Linked DNA regions of Homo sapiens: regions 2 and 3 are each linked to region 1. Evidence: chromatin contacts called from ENCODE Hi-C or POLR2A ChIA-PET data. All regions are on one chromosome and are shown on one strand. The core of a region is the stretch at or near the end of the contact, and the rest is flanking DNA. Distances in the headings are between cores, read along the strand shown.

Region 1 (4,922 bases), core at 2,019-4,518:
AAGCACCATGACAAGTCAAGAGAAAGACTATAAAAGAAGGAAAAAGCTTATGTCTACCATTTTGTGTATGTAATAAAATATACATAAAATATACCATTTTAACTATTTTTGAGTGTGCAGTGGTACTTAGTCAACCCTCTGTATCCATCAGTTCCACATCCCTGGGTTCCACATCCATGGAGTCAACCAACCATGGATCGAAAATATTCAGGAAAAAGGCTGGTGTGGTGGCTGACACCTGTAATCCCAGCACTTTGGGAGACCTAGGCAGGAGGATCACTTGAGGCCAGAAGTTCAAGGCCAGCCTGGGCAACATAGTGAGACCCTGTCTCTACAAAAAAAAGAAAAAATATATTCAGGGAAAAAAAGACTAAGTTCCAAAAAGCAAGCCTTGAATTTGCAAGGTACCAAGTACTATGTTGAATTCATAAGAATGATGTGTAGGCATTGTATTGGGTATTATAAGTAATCTAGAGATGAATTAAAGTATGCAGGAGGATGTGTGTAGGTTATATGCAAATACTATACCATTTATTATCAGGGACTTGAGAATCCATGGATTTTGGTGTCCTTGATGAATCCTAGAACGAATCCCCCTCCAATACTGCAGGACAACTGTACATTCACATTGTTGTGCAACCATCACCACCATCCATCTCCAGAACTTTTTCATCTCCCCAAACTGAAATTGTACCCATTAAACAATAATTCCACATCCTTCCTCATTCCAGTTCCTGACAACCACCATTTTATTTTATTTTATTTTATTTTTATTTTTTTCAGACAGGGTCTTGCTCTGTCACCCAGGCTAGAGTACAGTGGCATGATCTCGGCTAGAGTACAGTGGCATGATCTCGGCTCACTGCAACCTCCCCCTCCTGGGTTCATGCGATTCTCCTGTCTCAGCCTCCCAAGTAGCTGGGACTACAGGCACGTGCCACCATGCCCGGCTAACTTTTGTATTTTTAATAGAGACGGGGTTTTGCCATGTTGGCCAGGCTAGTCTTGAACTCCTGACCTCAAGTGATCTGCTTGCCTTGGCCTCACAAAGTGCTAGGATTACAGGCGTGAGCCACCGTGCCCAGCCACCATTCTATTTTCTGTCTCTATAAATTTGACTGTTGTAGGCGCCTCATATTATATTTGTCTTTTTGTGTCTGGCTTTATGTGTACCTTTAAAAGCAAGTTTTTCCTGTCTTTTGACCAAGAGGTTGCGTATTTTCATTTTTGCACGGAGCCGCACAGATTATGTAGCCTGTCCTGCTGAGGCGTGCGCTTCTATTAGCCCTTCTGTTTTTGCTGCAGATGTGTGACCTGTGTTTTGGGAATATATTATCTCTTGTTAGATTATGGGCTCCTTTAAGACAGCTGGGGATTTAAATTTCCCGGTAACTCCTGGAGGTCTTGCAGAGTAGCAGGGCACCTCTAGCTGTTCCCTCCAGTTCCAAACTCACGTGGCTTGAGATGTACAGAGAGATTCCTCAATTCTCCATGCAGGAGTTTCGTTTTGCTTCTAGAGCACGGCTAAACTGCAAGGACAGAAAATCTTGCTGAGAATGAAGAATGCTCAAAATTCAGGATAATTGCATGAATAGTTAAAATTGCCTGGCAAAAGCTTTTTCTGCTCACTTTTCTGCATTCAGACTGTGAAACAAAAATAGAATCTTGGGACCTCAAATTCACTAGGCCAAAGCTTGGGAACTGAGTCATGCAAACAAAAAAGCAAAAATAAAACAAAAATACGGCCTTTCTTTTGTTCCCAAAGAGCTGTAATTTCACATGCTCACCTTATCTTATAAAAAATGTAGATTGACTGAGCATGAGACTAATGCATAATTGACTTTTCCTCTACCCCTTTCTTTTTACATGTAAAACATAGACTCACTGAACTCTAACCGGAGCCTCACAAGAATGTAACCACTTGCCTCATTGCCTACCCACCCTCCTTTTTTTTTTTTCCCTTCCCCTCCTGCTTGCCCTTTCCTCTGTGAAAGGAAAATAAAAACTTGGGACCCTAATTTCACTATGCCAAAAGAAAAATATTAAGCTGAAAGCTGAATTATCCAAGAAGTTACTTTTCCTTTTGTTCCTAAGCAAGTAGCTACAGATAAAAAGTTAAGTATCTCCACAGAGCTACTCTATGTTCACCTTAGCTGCTACAAAGATGAATATATAATTGACTATTCCCCTACCTGCTCCTTTTCTCTTGCAACATGTGGATTCAGTCATGTGACCATACCCTCCGTCTTTCCCCTCCAGCCTGCTTTTCCCACTTTTAAATATTGAAGCCCTCAAAACCATATTTGGAGAAAGGCACAGACCTGTCTCCCAAGTGCACGTCCTTAACGCTGGCAACATAAATTTCTAAATTAATTGTTACCTATCTCAGATACTTTTTGGTTTACACCTCTTGAAATATTGAAGTTCCCCAAATCCTCTTTGGAAAAACACGGGTCACAGATCGTATTGTGACTTGGGTTTCTTTTTCCCAGGCACGTCCTCAGCCTTGGCAAAATAAACTTTGAATCAGTTGAGATCTGCCATGGTCATGTTTTGGTTTACAAGATGAAAGAAAATGAGATTCCAGCTCTAATGTCAATTCCAGATTTCTTCCCACTTTGCCTCACTGCTGCAGGGGTTCCCTGGCACGCACAGGTCACAGCACACAGAAGCCCCCCACAAGCCTAATCACTAATCTGCCCCAAAGCCCCCCAGCCTAGGAAAGGGATGTGGAAAACAGCTCTAATCTGGGTGCAGACTCAGTGCCAGTGCCCTTCACACAAATTCTGCAAATTCTAAAGAAAACCCAAAGTGGTAAAAAAAAAAAAAAAAAAAATCTCTGCTGCCCCAAGGGGTTTGGCTTATCTTTTTAAATAGGAAATCTTTACTCCAAGCCAGTGACAGGGCTTTTGTGCTGATGAGGGCCCTAGGAGCACAGTAGGTCCCGCTTGAGGGCAGCTCCCACACTCACCTGATGTTTTATTCAGCTAAAACTCATTAGGCATGTTTCCCCACTGCCTTAGGGCTTTTCTAATATCCTGAAATTGCTTCATGTTCTTTTAACCGAAAAAGCAGGGGCAACAGAAAAATGGGAGCGCTTCTTTTTTTTTTTACAAAGGTGGGCTTCACTGTTGGAAAGCTGGTGGAACCTTTGGGTATTTCAAAGCCAAAAAGAAAAGCAGCTGGTTAATGAATTAAAGGCAGGATGGTGGGCCTTGGGGTCCACCACCAGCAGGAGGCGCTGTGGAGGTCCAGGGAGCAATCCATCTGCTTGCTTCACCATTTCCTTCTGGGACAAATGAGCCAGCTGTGCCTTGATGGGGGCAGTCAAAACAAGGCAAGTGATGAGAAGAACCCTGACAGCCTCAGGCCATTGGGACATCACTAAAGAGGAAATGCCCTCACCAGACTAGTTTTGTCTCCTTGCACAATCTGGCAGCCTCTTTTGGTTTTATAGCCAGTGTTGACCAAGATGATACTTCCAGGAGTAGCTCAGATTTGGCTTCCTGAGACGCCAGTTGCAATCCTGTGACAAGAAGGTGCTGAGAACTAATCATTCTCACACAGGCACTTCCAGGGCAAATCTCTGCCAGGCCTAAGGAGTCTCCGGCCCCAGCCACTCATTCCTAGCAACATTCCACACTCTTTGTTTTGTTTTTGAGATGGAGTCTCGCTGTGTTGCCCAGGCTGGAAGTGCAGTGGCACGATCTCGGCTCACTGTAACCTCTGCCTCCCAGGTTCCAGCAATTCTCCTGCCTCAGCCTCCTGAGTAGCTGGGAATACAGGCATGTGCCACCACGCCCAGCTAATTTTTGTATTATTCGTAGAGATGGGGCTTCACCGTGTTGGCCAGGCTGGTCTTGAACTCCTGACCTCAGGTGATCCACCTGCCTCAGCCTCCCAAAGTGCTGGGATTACAGGCATGAGCCACCAGTCCCGGTCTTTTTTTTTTTTTCTGTTTGTTTTTGAGATGGAGTTTCGCTCCTGTTGCCCAGGCTGGAGTACAGTGGCACGATCTCGGCTCACTGCAACCTCCGCCTCCTGGGTTCAAGCGATTCTCCTGCCTCAGCCTCCTGAGTAGCTAGGACTATAGGCGCCTGCCACCATGACCCCCTAATTTTTTGTATTTTTAGTAGAGACAGGGTTTCACCATGTTGGCTAGGCTGTCTCGAACTCCTGACCTCAGGTGATCCACCTGCCTCGGCCTCCCAAAGTGCTGGGATTACAGGCATGAGCCACTGCACCCGGCCCATTCCACACTCTTAAACCCAGTCTTAAGGTGAGGCCAGGCTGCTGCCGTATTTGCCGTTCTGCATGCCTTCTACAGTCTTAGGAGAAGGTCTACATGGTCACCTTCCTTCATCCCCACAGGGAAAGTCACTTGCTCATCCACAGGCAGAGCCCTGTCCAGGGCTCCAGTGTCAACCATGACTGGAGACAATAGGCTGTCAATAGATTCTATCCCAAGTTCTTGGACAAGAAATTTTGGAATAAATGCCAAACTTATAGGATAAATGCCAAATTCTTGTCCAAGAACTTGGGATAGAAGCCCCATTGCTGCCCTGCCCTTGGACCCAAGTCTAATAAGTGGGCTCTGACATTGTTCTTGAGGATTGACTCTGCCTTGATCACCTCTCCTGGCCCCCAGACTTGCTAAACTGTGGCTATGTTTATCCCAGCAAAACTCCACAGGACTCAGAGTTACTGAAATCCAGCCTGGTAGCAAGGGGTCTTATTCAAGGGGTCTTATTCCTACCATGACTCCTCTCTCCTCCTGCCCCTGAATTCTCTACCCTTCAGAGGAGCTTTTTTTTGTTTGTTTTATTTTATTTTATTTTAATCCTATGACACTACTTTTTTGCCTGATTGCCACTGTTAATTTTTATTTTTATTTGAGACAGGCTGGGGTGCAGTGGTGCAAT
Region 2 (4,749 bases), core at 1,297-3,796, 130 kb after region 1:
ACAGAAAATATGAAATAATGTTTACTATAGTTTTAAGCTGCTAAATTTTGGGTTAATTGGTTACACAGCATTAGATTAATATAATCTGTTAGATTCTGAAGCACAACTCTTTACTTTTCTTTCTTTCTTATTTTCAATTTTTTTGTGGAGACGGGGTTTTGCTACATTGCCCAGGCTGGTCTTGAACTCCTGGCCTCAAGCAATCCTCCCACCCCAGTCTCTCAAAGTGTTGGGATTACAGGCAGGAGCCACTGCACCCAGGAAAAGCACAGCGCTTTCTATGACATCATGCTACTTTAAAATTTGTTTGGATAGGAAGGGCATGGTGGCTCACGCCTGTAATCCCAGCACTTTGGGAGGCCAAGGAGGGCAGCTCACTTGAGGCTGGGAGTTTGAGACCAACCTGGCCAACATGGCGAAACCCCATCTCTACTAAAAATAAAAAAATTAGCCGGGCGTGGTGGCTGGCGCCTGTAATCCCAGCTACTTGGGAGGTTGAGGCAGGAGAATCGCTTGAACCCGGGAGGCGGAGGTTGCAGTGAGCTGAGATCATACCGTTGCACTCCAGCCTGGGCAACAGAGTGAGACTCTGTCTCAAAAAAAAAAGAAAAGAAAAAAAAAGAAAAAAAATGCGTTTGGATTGTATGAATGAGGATGATGGGAGAAGTAGGAATTTGGAAGTCCACAATGTCCTGGTCTTGTCATAAAAAAAAGGCTTTGAAATATGTTTGGTACTTCCAGATACTGAGAGAGAAGAAGGGTCATATAGTGGTTAAACTGAACCTTGAGAATTAGGAGGTTTTCTTCGTTTCTTTTTTCTTCTTCTTCTTTTTTTTTTTTTTTTGCTACTCAGGGTAAGCTGACTTCGCATGAATAAATCAGAGGTTAAACCATGTGGTTTTGCTGACTGGCAGACTTGGGCTGGAAATGGGGAAGATAAATGATAGAAATTGGATTCTGGTAGGGCAAGAAAAGTCCTGACAAATGGTGATGAAATGGGGTAGAACCTTCAGGACAGTCACAGTGAGGGGCTGGCCACCCTTTTGCTCCTGCCCCTTCTTTCGTCAGTGGGGCCATCCTCTCCTCTTCCCCACCAGTTCCTTTTTGATCTCAAACTCACTGAAGAGGCTCCTTCTTGTTCTTCTCTTTCCAAATATCCCTTTCTTATGAAGATCTTTTCCTTTCTTAATAAGGCAAACATGTGCATTAAGGAACTTAAAAAAGCAAAACAAAACCAAACTTCATCTGAGAACCACCTCATTTTAAAAACTCTTGGTGTTTATTGTTCTCTCCAATTAGTCCAGGATTGGAGAGGAGAGGTACTGAGCCTGGCGATTTAATCAGACCTTAGTTAACCGGCAATAGTTATTATCCTAGGATGCTAGTACTGCAAGAACCCTTCCAGAACATCTGGTGCAACCCTGCTCTTTTTATACGGGATAATTTGAAGCCCAAAGAGATCAAGTGACCATTGTGACCACCGCGAACAGATATTAATTCAACAGCTGCAATCGAATACTTTTTTTTTTTTTTTTGAGACGGAGTTTCACTCTTGTTGCCCAGGCTGGAGTGCAATGGCGCGATCTTGGTTCACTGCAACCTCCGCCTACCGGGTTCAAGCGATTCTCCTGCCTCAGCCTCCCGAGTAGCTGAGATTACAGGCATGTGCCACCACGCCCGGCTAATTTTGTATTTTTAGTAGAGACGGGGTTTCTTCATGTTGGTCAGGCTGGTCTCGAACCCCCGACCTCAGGTGATCCGCCCGCCTTGGCCTCCCAAAGGGCTGGGATTACAGGCGTGAGCCACCACGCCTGGCCGAATACGTTCTTTTAAATGGTCCATCTCTTTGGATTAGTAAAATGGGTGGAGTGATTTGGAATTGGCCCAGATCTCCTATTCTGCAAGCAGAGAAACACTACAGAGAGGTATTACCCAGGTCAAACCCCTCCTAAGATGTGAATTGAACAACAGCTAGGCGTTAGGAAGAAAATGCTGCCTGACCCTGACTTCTAAACTCCCCTTAAACGTCGTCGCTGTGTCCCTAGAACCCAAGATAGAGTATGCATGAATAAACTTTTGCGAAATGAACCAACAAACTTCCCTCGAGGTCCTTCCTGCCTCCCCGCCGCCCTGCATCTCCCCGACTTGGGACTGCGCTATCATTTCAGTCCTGGTCTGGGGACTTTTCGGGGTCTTCTCTGGCCTTCTCAGACAGTGACTCCGTTCCCAGGACAGGACCAGGGATCCCTTTTTCACTGCGGGGCGCTGGGAGGAGGCGGGTAGGCTGCTCACCTAATCTCTCGGGTTTTTCCTCAAGACGCGGTCATTTGTGTGAGGTGTTGTACTCGAGCACCCAAAATGGCCCGAACTGGTCTGGGAAACATTAGGGAGATGTGTTTACCGTCCTGGCTGACACTGAAGGCCAAGCATTCTTGCCACCAGGCGTGGCTTGACTCGCAGAACCCACACTCTGGCGGCTGTGGGCGCGGCACTGGACCGGCGCCGGCAGCAGGGCGGGGCCTGGCGGGGGCGGGGCCTGGCGGGTCAGGTGACTGCGCGGCGGGCTGTGGCTGCGGAGGTTGAGGGGCGTCCGAGGCGCGGAGGGGCTGGCTGGGCAGGAGGGGTTGGCGGGGCAGCAGGGCCGCGGCCATGGGGAGCTTGAAGGAGGAGCTGCTCAAAGCCATCTGGCACGCCTTCACCGCACTCGACCAGGACCACAGCGGCAAGGTCTCCAAGTCCCAGCTCAAGGTGGGCGCCTCCTGACCCGGCCCCCCACCCGACCCTCCCCGGCGCGCTCTGTACTTCCCTTGGGTGGAAGCGGGACCTGGCGGGCCGTGACCGCAGGGCGGGGCGGGTCGGAATGCGCCCGGTAGGCCCGCTTGGGGCGGAGTGGGTCTGAGACCGGGATTTGGTGTTTACTGCCTCCCCCTTGCCTTCGGGCCATGCCCTCGGTTGGATGTGTTAGTTCCCGCGGGTCTCCCAGGGACTGGGAAGGGTGGCGGGCATAAGGCTGGGGTGAAGTCTGGAGGGCCAAGTGTGATTCCTTCTTGGCGTTGGAGAGCGGGGGGCAGAAAGTGGATTCTGAGGCGGCAATGGGAAGCTCCCTTACACAGCCTTCCCAGAATTTTCCTCTTACTCCAGGAGAGGAAGGGACTTGCCCAAGGTCGCTGGGCAGAACCTTCTGCAGCCCACAGCCCCACACCAGGACAGTCCTCAAAACGGCTAGCTGCCCCGGAGGCGACAGGGCAGTCCGGAGACGCAGAAATGCCCCGAAGCCCGGCCTCCAGGGTCCTTCTCCTTTGGGAGGCTTTTTGACTTGGGAAGACCTTCCGCCCAGCGTCTTTTAAGTTTGGAACTAGTGGACGGGGTGTACTGTGTCCCACAGGGACCTTAGTTCCGGGTGAGGAGCGCTGATCTTTCTGGCACCCTGCAAAAGCGACTGCTTTTTCAGAGTCGTTATTGTGACTGCCGGAGACCCTAGAGTATAGGGTATAAATAAAGGGATGCTTGTAAATTGAGTAACCCCAAGCAGCGAAATTGGCATTAAGCCAGCAGAAATTGGCAGCTTCTTCAAAGTAAAAAAATATAGAAACAGACAAGAAAAGCTATTCATAGGCATTTAAAAATATACATATTTTAGATCCGAATGTCCGGTTTTCTTAGCCCCTTCTGGGAATAAATTCTGAAGATTGGGTTTGTTTTGTATATTTTTGTACAGTAATCCCGTTCTTCTGAGTAGTGGCTTTTATGCCAGTAGGACTTAACATTCTCCTTGTCTTCCTTTTGCCTCTCCTTTCTTTTTCTCACTGATAGAATCATAGTCTGGAAGGGTCCATGGAGATCATCCACGTAATTTTTATTTTACTTCATTTTTAAATATTAACATACAGTAAAATTGACTTTTGGTGTACAGTTCTATAAATTTCAACATATGTATAGATTTATATAACTATCACCACAACCATGGCTTCCTCAGTTCCATCATCCTAAAAAACTCCCTGATGTTGCCCTGCCTCCACCCCAACTGTCGGCAACCATTGATCTTTCCTAATTGCTATAGTTTTACCTTTTCCGAAGTGCCATGTAAATGGAGTCATATAGTTTGTAACTGTTGAAACTGATTTCTTTTACCCAGCATAATGCCTTAGAGATTAATCCATTTTGTTGTGTGTACCAATAATTTTTTAAATTGCTAAGTAATATTCTATTGCATGGATGTATGGTAGTTTTTAGCCATGCATCTGTGAGAATTTGTGTTATTTCCAGTTCGGGGGAGTTATGAGTAGGTCTACATTTTACTTTTATTTTTACTTTTAACTTACCTATGCCATTTTATTTAAAGTAAGTTTTTAATAAATAGATGTAGCTGGGTCTTTTTTTTTATTCATTCTGACAATCTCTGTCTTTTAATTGGTATATTTAGGCCATTTACATTTAATGTAATTATTGATATGGTTTGATTTAGGGCTACCATTTTATTATAATTTGGTTTCTGCTTTTTTTTTTTCCTCTCTTTTTCTTCCATCTTTGGGATTATTTGAATATGCTTTAGTTTTTTGTTTTTTTTTTTTCTGAGACACAGTCTTGCCCTGTTGCCCAGGCTGGAGTGCGGTGGTGTGATCTCGGCTCACTGCAACGTCTGTCTCCTAGGTTCTAGAGATTCTCGTGCCTCAGCCTCCCAAGTAGCTGGGATTGCAGGTGTGCGTCACCACACCTAGCTAATTTTTGTATTTTTAGTAGAAACGGGGT
Region 3 (4,403 bases), core at 996-3,495, 150 kb after region 1:
AAAAATGTCAGTAGTACTGAAGTTGAGAAAAACCTGCTCTGTACCTTCTGCAGTGTTGGATATTGGTAGTCTTTACTCCCTTATATCTCCTCAAACACCAGGTATTACTTAGGCAAAAAGTAGTAGCTCTTTTAATGTGCATTCTTTTGATTACTAGCAAGATTAAGCATCTTTTCCTATATTTTATTTGCCTATTTTTGAAGTAAAAGGTGAGGTTTAATCTTTAGTTACATGATACTGCAAGCTACGCAATTCCGTGTAGAAATAAGGAACCCATTCAGAGGACAAGGTTCATACAGTATGTACAATTTGGAACTGCTCAAATATAGTTTCCTTGTAAAAAAGTATCACAATAACCATATTTAAAGGCATTCTTAGTAGAGAAACAGTAAGAAAAGTTATACCAAATATAATACACAACAAACAACATTATGCCTTAGCCATACAATCCAAAAGTTAAAGGTCCCAGGAGTTCCACCTGAACTTGAAAGGTATCCTCTATTTATTAGTGATTAGTTTCTTTTGTGAATTTTCTATTCGTGTCCACAAGAATGATTTGAATATTGGAGCTATTTGCCTTTTTTGTTTTTTTATGGTTTCTTTCTTTTTAAAAGAAAATATAAGCATTTTTCTGTGGTCAAATTTACCAGTATTTTCTGTTTAGTTTCTGAAGAGGGGTAAGTTGGTAAGTTATCCAAAATAACTTTAAAAAGGTGGTTCAGTTAGAGTGTAATCCAGTGCCATCCATGCTGTATGACATCAGTGGCATATATTCTGTGGACAGCATTCCAACAGATGACTTTGAGTTACTTTTCCTTAATCTGTCTGTAAGTGTTCTGCTCTTACTGAATCTTCGCTTAGCCCTATGCTAGTCACTGAAGGATGCAGAAGGAAAATATTTATTTCCTCCCTTCAATAAGGGAGGATATTTGATAAGTTAGATATTTGAGATACCATTAGTATCTGAAACAGAACATAGTTAAATGCTGAATAGGAGTTCATGGGGCAGGGTGGTAATCCATAAAGATTTCCTAGAGTTTATGAATGACCCAATCTTGAAGGATGTGACTAGGCAGAAGAGAAATGTTTCCAGCACAGGGCATCACTGTGGGACAGAGAGCTAAGAGATTTGAGTTCTAGTCCCTACTTTGTTGCTAATTATTGTGTGACTTAGGCCAAGTCTCAGGCCACAGTCTTTTTATCTGTGAAGTGAGGAGATAGAAATAGTATATTTTCTAAGATTATTGTTAATATTAAAGTATCACGGCTTTAGTGTTAAGAGAATTTTTAGAAAGAATTCACTTAGCAGTTATTGAAAGTCTTCTGGATTCTGGGCAGCATGCCAGGTGCCATGGGCATGCAATGTTGTATAAGATATGGGCCTTTCAGAAATGTACAGTCTTACAGGAGAGAGAAATCATGTGTGGTAGTTAGCACAAGAGGTACTGCTTGGGAAACAGAGTGAAGAAAGATCATCTTGGTTTGGGTGGTGAAGGCTTCAGAAAGAGATGCCATTTTTGTTAGGCAGGAAAGGAGGTAGGGGTAAATTGAGCAAGGGCCCAGGGGAGAAAGGGATGTGGTACAAGTTGCCTGGGATGCAGTTAGTAAGCTTATTTGGCTGGATTTATATGGTTGGTGCAGAGGGTGGGAAGAAATAAGGAAGGTGAAGTGGGCTGGCCTGTGGAGTGACTTAAATATACAACTCACATATTTCCTTAGCTTTTACTTCTGTAGTCTTCTGATGATTTTTAGGCAGGGGGATAACGTGATGTTAGTGGTACTTGAAGATTTGGTGTAAGTGTCTAGGATGGTAACTGATTGTACTTAGGGATTGAGAGCAATGTGAACAATGACTTTGAGATTTTTGAGGCTGGTTAGATTAAAGGTAAGAGGAAACAAGCAAGACTTAAGCAGTGACAAGCAGGATGAAAAGATGTTTGGAAGGGGAAAATGAGTCCATGCGGGAATGGGCAGGACTTAGAGTAGACAATGCTTTTAAGGCAGGGCATAGCTGTGGTAGGAAATTGGTCATGCTGGTCCATTGTTAGGAAGAATTTTCTGGTAATTTGCCATTGGCTTGAAATTTTATAAATCAGACAGGAATTTTAATGTTTTAAAAAAAGATTGCCCATTATGAGTTATAAGTCTATAATTGTGTCAGTTCAGATAAGTCTTTTGGAATAGAAATCTGCCCCCACTCCGCTTTTTTTTCAGTGTTGAATCTTGCCCATTACGCACATCCTGTAAAGGGAAACAGTGTGTTACTGGGTGGCACGTTTTAAATAACTTTTTAGAATCTCTACGTCTTTGGAGAAAGGAGGGTGAACACTACTTACTCGTGTTAAAACACTGTTCACCATCCTTGATTTCATTTTCATGATGGCTGGAGTAAAATGCTCAAAAGGGGTAAATGGCAAGCAAACCACTGAACAGGAACAGACCACACGAGCAGGGCTCATGCAGTTAATTAGTCATCTTGTCAGCAGAGGCCCTGCAGAGGCAACTGCAGACAGCTATGAGGGAACTGGAGAGATGAGTTTCTGGCATGGATATGGATCTGTTATTGTGGTAACAATAGTTTATTCTTCAGATCAGCAGAATGAGAGCAAAGCTGCTTAGCAATTATGTGGGTGCTGAAAGAATGGCCTTTGGAGGAACAGGCATTTGAAGCGGGATAAATTCAGCTTTTTCAAGAAACTTGCAAACACCCTGATTAGAATGATTTGGGGCAGTCCTTTTACAAATCAAGAACTTGTAGTCCTCTTTCTGATTCTTTTGTCTTAATCTGCTTTTCAGCTTCCTCATCTGGAGAAGGGGTTAGTGCCTCTTAGTGCAGATTCCCCCAGAGGGATAGGGTGCTGGGAGATGAGGGCTCCCAGAGAGAGAACGGTCCCAGACTTCTAGGTATGTGGACTTCCTTGCCACTGGCACTAACTTGGCTCTGCTGAATAGTGCCTGTCATCTCTGTTGGGCCCTGTGGAGCTGATGGGGTGGGGCTGGGGTAGCACCAGCACATCACTAAAATTTAGAAACAACTCACGGGCGTGTCCATCTTTGTATTGGCAGGGCTATCTGTTTTTCCAGAAACAGAGGGAAGGTAGCAAAGCATGGAAAGGACACCAGAGTGGGAGGCTTGGGTCTAATCCCAGTTTTGCTACACGTAAAACTCTGTGATTTGGGACACATCTCCTAATCTCTGACTCAGCCTCTTCGTCTGTAAAATAGCAATAATATCTATTCTCCCTGTGGAGAGGCTAAAACAAATTAATAGATGGTATGAGTCTACTTGAAAAAGCATAAATTGCTGTATAAGTTTATGGAGGAGCTTTTACTTCTTTTTACTAGTTTATATTCCGGCCATCAAAAATTTTATTTCTTGTATATTTTATTTTTATAAAAAGAAAACCTTGGTAAGGTGTAGTCGTTCACGCCTCTAATCCCAGCACGCAGGCCAAGGTGGGTGGATCACTTGAGGTCAGGAGTTTGAGACCAGTCTGGCCAACATGGTGAAACTCTGTCTCTACTAAAAATATAAAAATTAGCTGGGTGTGGTGGCAGGTGCCTGTAATTCCGCTACTTGGGAGGCTGAGGTGGAAAGATTGCTTGAACTTAGGAGGCAGACGTTGCTGAGATCATGCCATTGCACTCCAGCCTGGGTGACAGAGTGAGACTCTGCCTCAAAACAAAAAACAAACAAACAAAAAACCTTGTTGAGACTGGGCATGGTGGCTCATGTGTATAATCCTGGCACTTTGGGAGGCTGAGGTGGGAGGATCACTTGAGCCCAGGAGTTTGAGACCCGCCTGGGCACACATAGTGAGACCCCATCTCTATTTTTAAAAAATACAAATAAATCTTAAAAAAGAAAAAAATACTTGAGATACTGTCTAAGCTTTAAAGAAAGGTTGCTGATAAAAAGTTTTAAAGATAGTACACAATTTTTTCCTCTTTTAGAAATACTGTTTCATTGTTGCTTTATTCAGTTGGTTGTTTTATATATACATATATATTATAATTAATTAATTAATTTTTGAGATGGGACCCCCTCTGTCACCAAGGTTGGAGTGCAGTGGCATGATCATGGCTCAATGCAGCCTCGACCTCCCTAGGCTTAGGTGATCCTCCCACCTCAGCCTCCCATCTCAGCCTCCCAGGTAGCTGGGACTACAGGCATGTGCCACCACATCCAGCTAGCTTTTGTACTTTCTATAGAGATGGGGTTTTGCCATGTTGTCCAGGTTGGTATTGAACTTCTGGGCTCTAGCTATCCTCTTGTTTCAGCCCCCCAGAGTGCTAGGATTATTGGCATAAGCCACCATGCCCAGCCTGTTGTTATATTTTTTGAAGAAGACTTCCCTTTTATAGACCTTACTAACAGTGAAAAAGCTGTCACAAAGCTGGAC

Evidence for each region. Hi-C counts contacts between places; a loop is a spot of excess contacts on that map. ChIA-PET counts read pairs that join two places held with the same protein, here RNA polymerase II (POLR2A). Pooled maps may share reads with other maps.
Region 2: a map of esophagus muscularis mucosa shows a loop between it and region 1 (5-fold over the local background). The contact joins the promoter of SWAP70 here to the enhancer-like site in region 1. A Hi-C loop is called at or near these places in 1 of 168 maps with a recorded cell type or tissue (esophagus muscularis mucosa), 1 of 37 single-sample maps with no recorded cell type and 8 of 50 pooled maps. POLR2A ChIA-PET finds 5 or more read pairs at or near these places in 4 of 52 experiments (A549, AG04450, H1 and 1 more).
Region 3: a pooled map shows a loop between it and region 1 (2.5-fold over the local background). The contact joins two enhancer-like sites. A Hi-C loop is called at or near these places in 3 of 50 pooled maps. POLR2A ChIA-PET finds 5 or more read pairs at or near these places in 3 of 52 experiments (A549, H1 and OCI-LY7).

Annotation. Positions count from the first base shown.
Region 1 is chr11:9,532,048-9,536,969 of GRCh38, forward strand. No RefSeq gene overlaps it. Among named protein-coding and RNA genes, the nearest start is that of WEE1, 39 kb to the right of the region's middle. Within about 2 kb of position 3,269, at least 7 of the 41 ENCODE cell types and tissues checked have a DNase peak (open chromatin) inside an H3K27ac peak, as active enhancers do.
Region 2 is chr11:9,661,531-9,666,279 of GRCh38, forward strand. SWAP70 (switching B cell complex subunit SWAP70) reads left to right here and starts at 2,547. Exons shown (of 12, transcript NM_015055.4): 1 at 2,547-2,748. The coding sequence starts at 2,650. RefSeq lists enhancers at 1,725-1,924, 3,035-3,154 and a silencer at 2,395-2,894.
Region 3 is chr11:9,686,891-9,691,293 of GRCh38, forward strand. All of the region lies in intron 1 of SWAP70 (switching B cell complex subunit SWAP70), which reads left to right. Among named protein-coding and RNA genes, the nearest start is that of SWAP70, 25 kb to the left of the region's middle. Within about 2 kb of position 2,246, at least 18 of the 41 ENCODE cell types and tissues checked have a DNase peak (open chromatin) inside an H3K27ac peak, as active enhancers do.